2 separate regions of the Mus musculus genome follow, and region 1 is linked to region 2. A link is a contact called in ENCODE Hi-C data. All regions are on one chromosome and are shown on one strand. Each heading gives the region's core, a stretch centred on a gene start or an enhancer-like site at or near the end of the contact. The rest is flanking DNA. Distances are from core to core; before and after follow the strand shown.

Evidence for each region. Hi-C counts contacts between places; a loop is a spot of excess contacts on that map.
Region 1: a loop to region 2 is called in a map of Patski, with 1.9 times the contacts of the local background. The contact joins the promoter of Prss27 here to the promoter of Prss30 in region 2. A Hi-C loop is called at or near these places in 1 of 37 maps with a recorded cell type or tissue (Patski).

The regions. Positions count from the first base shown.
Region 1 is chr17:24,036,135-24,039,813 of GRCm38, forward strand. It overlaps Prss27 (protease, serine 27), which reads left to right and starts at 2,109. Exons shown (of 6, transcript NM_175440.4): 1 at 2,109-2,227. The coding sequence starts at 2,173.
Region 2 is chr17:23,973,218-23,977,113 of GRCm38, forward strand. It overlaps Prss30 (protease, serine 30), which reads right to left and starts at 2,013. Exons shown (of 6, transcript NM_013921.3): 1 at 1,912-2,013; 2 at 1,003-1,029; 3 at 724-889; 4 at 360-631. The coding sequence starts at 1,963. It overlaps Gm41546 (a long non-coding RNA gene), which reads left to right. Exons shown (of 3, transcript XR_876669.1): 3 at 3,590-3,896.

The sequences.
Region 1 (3,679 bases), core at 859-3,358, 63 kb after region 2:
GGTATGTTAGCCAAATTAGCTTCCTCTTTGTTGCTTGTCTCTGTTCTTCACCCATTTCACCTTTAGGATTCAGGAGGTTTTGTTGGGTTTTCTTTGTTGTGTTTTGTTTTGTTTTCTAGTTTCTTTGAGCACCCTGAGAAACAATGGTTTTGCCACCCAGCCATATTTCCTACATTGATTTTTTTTCCCTATTGTTTACCTTTCTATTTGTAACCCATGTTTGTGCTTTTAACTTGTGGCCATAGCTCTTTTCTTCTGTGAGAGCTACTGTGACTTCCAACCTTGACAATGCTCTAGGAGACTAGCGAGACAGCTCAGCAGGAAAAGGAGCTCTCCACCAAGCTTGCCGACCTGAATTCCATCCCTGGAACCCACCTGGTGGAAGGAGGAAGTTGATCACTGCAAGTTGTCCCTTTGGCTAACCACCCTCCCCCTCACATGCACACACATCATCTCATGAATTAATTAACATAATAACATTTTTAAAAAAAGACAAAATTCTCCAGAAAGCTCCTGTCATCAGACTCCCTCAGCCCCTCTGTGGCCCTGTGTAGAAGCATCTACCCTTCTGCTGTTGCTCACCTCACTGGCAGTGTACTCCGGGTTGGGGGGGGGGTGTAGGGTTGGGGAGGGGTCCGGCTTACTGCTAGTGGGAGGGACCCACATGGTTTCTCAAGAGCCCAGCTTCCTCTGGACCCACATACTCACTTCTGCTGCTCACCTAATGTCAAGGCAGAGTTGTATGCAAAAAGTACTTGCTGTTAGAAGAGAGAGGAGTGAGAGGAAAAGATAGGAAAGGCTCCACAAGGAAGCCCTTAGCTTCTAAGGGTCAGAAAGTGCCTCAAAGGTAGGGCTAATGGATCACTGGATGTCTGTCTGATGTGTGGCCATCCGATTGCTTTGAAACACTAGTTTTTATAAAAAGAAGACTTTTTTCCTCAAATAGAAGTGTCTCCCTGCCATGCCCACACTGCAGGGGGAGCCCTTGCTTCTGTGTCTTCTGCAAAGCAGACAGGGACCACACAGGAGTGGCGACGGTCACCAGGGAGTTACACTCTGCACAGCAACCCAGGGAGACCAAGGTCCCTTGCACTTCGTGTGACCCTGAGCTACCCTGTTGGGCAATTGACCTCCCCTGGCTCACACCAACAGAGTGAGACGCTGCACCCTCTGCTCCTGCGGGAAAACTGAGGCAGGGCCAGGCCCACTGTCCAGCACTGCTCCCTGGCTTGGTAGGATCGGATGTGAGACGTTCAGGATATGGTCCTGCATCCTGACTCCTCGACTAGTAGGGAGTGGTCTTCAGAACTTCTGTCCAGCTCTGTCTGATGTCAGTCTCCGTGCCCCAAACAACTTCCTCCCAGGGACACTTCCGCTGTGGCTTCAAGTCTGGGAGCCTGACAGGCGGGCACACCCAGGGCAGGAACCGGACCTTACCGGTCACTACTAAGGCGCCTTCCCAGAACAGCTCTTGCCGCGCCTAGAAGGTGCAGTTCCAGACTGGCAGGGGCGGGGCAAAGGTTCCTATTCCCTGAGCCAATCTGCAGGTGTGTGTGTGTGTGTGTGTGTGTGTGTATGGTCCAAGAGCATCATCAGGGGCCGCAGGAGCCTGCCAAAGTCCCTCTTTCTTGGTTGCACAAGCACCTTGACCTTAGTTCTTCAAAGTCTACGCTCCCATCAGGGTATAAATCAACCTTGAATTGCAGGTGTCAGATAAAAAGTAGGTGCTCAACAAGTATTTGATGACTGACTGAATGAATGAATAAATGAATGAACGAATGAATGAACAAATGAATGAATGAATGAATGAATGAATGAATGAATGAATGACATAGAAGGTCTCTTGGATGGAGTAGACTCTGCCAAGTTATGTAGGACCTATGGTCAATTGAGGAAGGTAGTGAGTCCTCTGTGGTCAGCTGAATCCTGAAGTTACAAAGGAAGGGGTCTGGCCCCTGGAGTTCAGGGCCGGGTCATAGAGTTGGTGTTCTGGGTACCTCCTTCCTGCCAAAGAGGAGCTGGGCAGGCAGGGTTGACAGGTTGGGCGGCATAGCCGAGCTGACACTCATCTCCAGCATAAAACCTCACTTCATGGAGCCTGAACCTCTGTAGTACTAAGGAGAGCTTCTGCCACCTCTGACCAGGACTCAAACGTCCACCAAGCCAGAGAACATGAGGCAGCCCCACATCGCTGCCCTGCTGCTGCTGCCGCTGCTGCTCAGATCTGGTGAGTTGCAGTGGGGGCGGGGGCGTCCTGCTGCCATCTCTCTCTGTAAGGGCCCCTCTGTTCTGCTCTGACTTCCACCGGAGCCCCCCCCCCCAGTCCCTGGGCCTGCCTGAGCCTAAAAGGAATCTTCTCTTCTCAGTGATGGGGTTCCCAGAGAATATACTCAGTTCCCAGATATTCCACCTCAGAGACCTGACTGGGGGAGGGGTGCTGTGGGAAGGTCTGGCAGAATATGTGGTCAAGGCCTTGAGAGGACCCCAAGGCAGGAGCTTGGCTAAAGCCACACCCCCATCAGGCTCTCACTGTGTGTCATGCTCTGAGCTAGAGGCCTCTCTTCCCATTCCACAGATGATAGAGCCTCTACACCTGTAAGATTAGAACCCAGGCCTGCAGACCTCCAAGTCCCTGGGCTTATGTGAATTGTGTTTGCTCTCTGAGCCTAAGAACTTTCAGAATCTGCCTGAGGCTCAGCAGAAAGCTGGGGACAAGAGCTGCAGGCTGCAGAGGGTCCCAGCTCCTGCCTTCAGAGGGAGAAGCAGCCCCTGTCCATTTTGCACAGGGGTCAGCAAGTTCTAGCCAGGTGCTCTGCCTACCATGTTTCCTGTGGGATGGGCTCCTCTCTACCAGGGAAACTCTCCCACATTCCTGGGCCAGATGGGCTAGCTCAGCAGCCAGCATGCTTCCGTGTCCTCACCTCACCTCCCTGGGCCAGGCCAAGTTACCCCAGGCCGTGTCTCAGTCAGGGCTGGGGTTAGGAAGACATCAGTGGGTATCTCTGTGGGGATGCCCCCCACCTCCCCCAAAGTCAAGGAATGTTCTTGTCCATGACCTTTAGCAGCAAGAAAGCCCATTTCCTTTGGGTGTGACACTGCTGGCTCCTGTGGGTGGATCAATCGAGGTCACTACCAAAGCAGAAACGGCAGTCTGCCCTTGGCTCACAAACTGCTGGAACCTGAGGCTGGACCCCTGGTGACATGCTCACTTCAGCCCAGGGTGACCAGCACCCCAGGAGTCCTCTGGCTGGTCTCACCTTTTCTCAGACCTTAGCTATTCCCACCAGGGATCCAGGATGGACATAGACTGCCCTTAGGACATGGAGAGACTGAAGGACCAAGCTGCAGCAGAGACAATGAGTGACAGAAGACTGGATGGAGGGAGAATGCACAGAAGGATCTTGCAAGTTCCAGGAGGGAGGAGGGGGAGGAGGGGGGAGAAGGAGGAGGAGGAGGAGGAGGAGGAAGAGGAGAAGGAGGAGGAGGAGGTGGCTTGCAGAAGGAGGATCTGTGCCCTTGGCAATGTTGCAAGCTGGTTCTTGGGGCCTGGAGATCAGTTCCAGTTGAGTTCTAACAAGATGGGGACTGTCTTTGGTCATATTTTCATTTTACTTTATATTATTTTGAGATTTTATTTTTACTTTATATTATTTTAAGATTTTATTTTTATTTAATTTAT
Region 2 (3,896 bases), core at 763-3,262:
GGCCTGAGCACAGCCTGACCCACTGGAGCCCTGCCCATCATGCAGACAGCTTGGACCTCCTTCCATCTCTCTGTTCTCTAGTCCCACCCATGTCCTTAAACCAGAAAACAGAGTCAGGGGACAGGGTTCACGTCCTGTCTGCCCCTGTGAGCTGTGCCAGCTTCTATAATCTCATGGTTGCTGAGCCTCAGCTTACCTGTTTCTGCAATGGGCAGAAACCTGGACACTGGGTGGGCTTCTCCAAATCCATCATGAGTGGGCACCTTGGCCAAGATGAAACCCATAATTTGGCAGCACATGCCCTAGCCAGGTCATCCCCTGGGCAGGAGTGGGGGCTGGTTATAGACATATTCTCTTACCTCTTTCCTGGGTGGCTCCCCAGCCTGTCACCCAGCAGACAGTCCCAGGGGTGAGAGGAGTCTGGGCTGCTGGGAGGCAGACAGGAGTGAACTGAGAGGGCCGCAGAGGAGTATCCAGCTGCACCAGGGCAATGTCTCCGCTAGACGCATCTGCCCAGAGGTAGGTGGGATGCACGAAGATGTTCCTCACGGCCACTAAAGTTGAGTGGGGTTCCAGAAGGGAAAGTGTCAGCCCTCCAACCTTCACATGGTAGAAGCTAGGGTTCAGAGACCTAGGAAGAGACAGGCCCAGCCGGTTGAGGCATCTGCTGAAGAGCGGCAGAGTTAGGAGAACAGCTGCCACTCTCCACCCTACCTCACTAACCTGCGGAAGCAGTGGGCAGCCGTGAGCACCCACACCTCGTGGATGAGGGAGCCCCCGCATATGTGGCCATCCTCGGTTATCCACAGGCTGACTTGCCAAGGCCATTGTCCTTCCAAAGCATCTTGACCACCCACGATCTTTCCAGCATCTCGGGAGTGGCCACATACTGCAGAGGGACCTTCTCAGAAAGCCAGTCCCTCTTGGGTCCCACCATCTCCAACAACTCCTTTCATCCCCTGCCCTGGACTTTTCCCTGGGAAACTCTGGGCCGTTCATTACCTGAGGGCAATATATCTCCACGTGCCCCTAAAAAACAAGAGAAGGTTTCTCAATGGGCTCTGACAGATACTTACAAGTGACCAAACCACTAAGAATAAGCAACCACGGGCTCAGCCTTAAATGGGACAATCCACAGCCACATCAACACCCTCCCAAGCTCCAGGACATCACGGAAGAGGAGGCAGAGAGAATGCATGCAGAAGGAAATGCTGCCTTCTGGACACGGCGTGGTGGGTGCATCCATGTAGCTACTCACAGCCGTTATAGAAGAAGCCTGCATAAGACCTGCGCAAGGTCAGGCCGTCAACAATCCACTGTGGATGGGGAGTGGATCCCAAGGCCCACCCCTCACTGAGGAGCCATTGCAGTTGTGACTGAGAGTAACTTTTTGGGGATGTGACCACCGGTGGGTTGCCCATGCTCCACTGGGTGGTCCACCCCCATGGGCGTGTGGACGGCAGTGGCTGGACTCAGAGTTGCAGCAAAAGAAGAAGAGGGGGAGAAAGGAGAGATGAAGACGATGTTGGAAGTGCTAGGTCTCAGGGGAGGTGGGGGGGGGGCAGGCTGTGGATATAATCAAAATAGATTGTATACACAGAAAATTCTCCAAATAGAATTTAAAAAACAACAACAAATTCAAAACAAGAGAAGGAGCCTGGCTGAACATCTCATTCATGAAGTTCTTATCATGAGACCTGACTCATGATAAGACAACAGCCATCTTCTCTTTTCCCCTTCCCCTGTCTTTCTTGGAGGATCAGTGGACACATGAGGTTTGGCCTCCTACTCTCAGCCCCCTCCAGGTTGTCTAGGGAGAGCGGCTAAGGATGATAAGGAAGCAGGAAGATGGAGGAAGGGTGTGGAAGCCATCATGGGAGGAAGGAGTTGGAAGGAATCAACACTCCTTACTTGTCAGGATCTGCAGCAAAAGAAGAAAGATGCACCTTGCCCGGGACTCCATGGCTCCTCTCCGGTCCACAACGCAGTGGGGTTAGAGTCCTTGAAATATCTAGGGGAGGGTTGCATTTCAGTGTTTAGAGGCAATCAAACTGGAACTTAATTGCCTGACAGGACCCGCCCAATCAGACTCCTATTCTGCATGCAGTTCCAGGGATGTGGTTTAGTGAAGGCCAGGAAACTCAGGGGCCATCAGGAGCCAGAGGCGATAGGAGCCGCCTGCCTGTCAGTCCACCTGTGAGGTTGGTACAGGAAAGTCTCACCCAGGAAGCCAGAAGACTCCTGCCCTACCTGGCCCCACACCAAATGCCAAGATGAGAGAGGAACACCAATGCCCAGGCTCCCTTCTCAACACTGTGGCTCAAGGCCCTCACTTGGCCAACCTTATTTAAGAACTAGGAGCCCATGGGAGTCCTGTTGGTCACTGTGGAAACAAATGTAGCCAGGGTTTGCCCTCCAGTCCAGGAAGTATCAACTCAGAAATACTCAATGGTTTTTTAGGAAGATATTTCCTTCTGCCACTATGACGACTTCAAATTCCCCACTACCACGCAAGGGACAAAAGACAGACTAGGGTCAGCCTCCAGCCTTGCTGTGCCCGCCCTTGCTGCTTCTCAAGGTCTCAAACCACGACTCCAACGAACCCCTCAGTGGGTTCTTGAATCTGGGTGTTTGAGGTGTGTCTTCCCTCTGCCAGCTGCACTGCCCTTGTCCAGTGCTGGCCTCTGACTTCTAGTGGCCACAGAGGTTCCTGGCCTCTGACTTCTAGTGGCCACAGAGGTTCCTGGCCTCTGACTTCTAGTGGCCTCAGAGGTTCCTGGCCTCCTGTTTGCTGTTTTCTCAGAATTTCTAGGGCAGACCTGGCCCTGCCTCATCTCGGATACAGGAATAAGCAGCCTAGTGCTTCCGGCTCATGGCTTCCTCTCCAAGCTCACTGCTTTTCAGACCACAGGACTGGCTCCACAGGCCCTTCTGCATCTCTAAATGTTAACAGTTCCTGGCTCTCACTATTCTTATAGCTGTAGTTAACTTCTTAAACATTTAAAAATCTTTTTGCTTTTTCAGGTATCTGTTTAACTTTAGACCAAGCTGATAATTTGCAAAATTTTTCATTTTCCATGTAACAGGGTTTCTGTGACCTCCTGGCCCCTTGCTGGACACGCCTGGGTTGAAGTATGGTGCTGAGTTTACTCTGCTACATGTGTTATTAAGTCCTCACCTCTAAGCACCAGGCACTCACTAATCTGTGACATGAATAGTCCCCTCTCGGAATTCGATGACACGAGCCTCATTTTGAGCCTCAGTATAGGCAACATCATTAAGTGATTAAATATAGCAAATAAATATGGAACAATGAGTTCCTAATGATGCTACTAAAAAAAAAAAAAGACCTGATTTGTCTTTTTTTTTTTTTTTAATCTTATTAGGGAAATCACTTATTATGTTGAGGACAGCCAAATAGTAAAGAAAGCTGTCTCCGTGTAGAATTCCCCGCAGTGAAGGAGGCGCAGGAACATGTTGCAATCTAATGAGTTTCTCAGTCAACTAAAGCGGGGAAGATGAAGGTTTATGCTCACAGATCAGCACTAGGGCAGCCTGGTGCATTAAGTTCAAGGGTTGGTCTTTCCAGGGAAGGAATGTAAAACCTGTTACCCACCCAGAAAGCTGTGAGCGGACATGCTATCCAGGCTGGTGACCTTTGCTCTGTCTGTGTGGCAAGATTCTGGCCCTGGATCATCCCCTAGGCCCTTATGGTAAGTGTGCTTTTCAACCTGTCTTTATGGATTTTACACAGAGATGGCTTGCTTTATTTGCTTGTTGCTTTTGTTTCTTTTGTTTTTGTTTTGTTTTTTGAAACAGGGACTTGTTACAGTTGCCAATTAACCTCTCAAGTAAACCAACAGTAGCAGCAGCAGCAGCAGCAGCAGCAGCAGCAG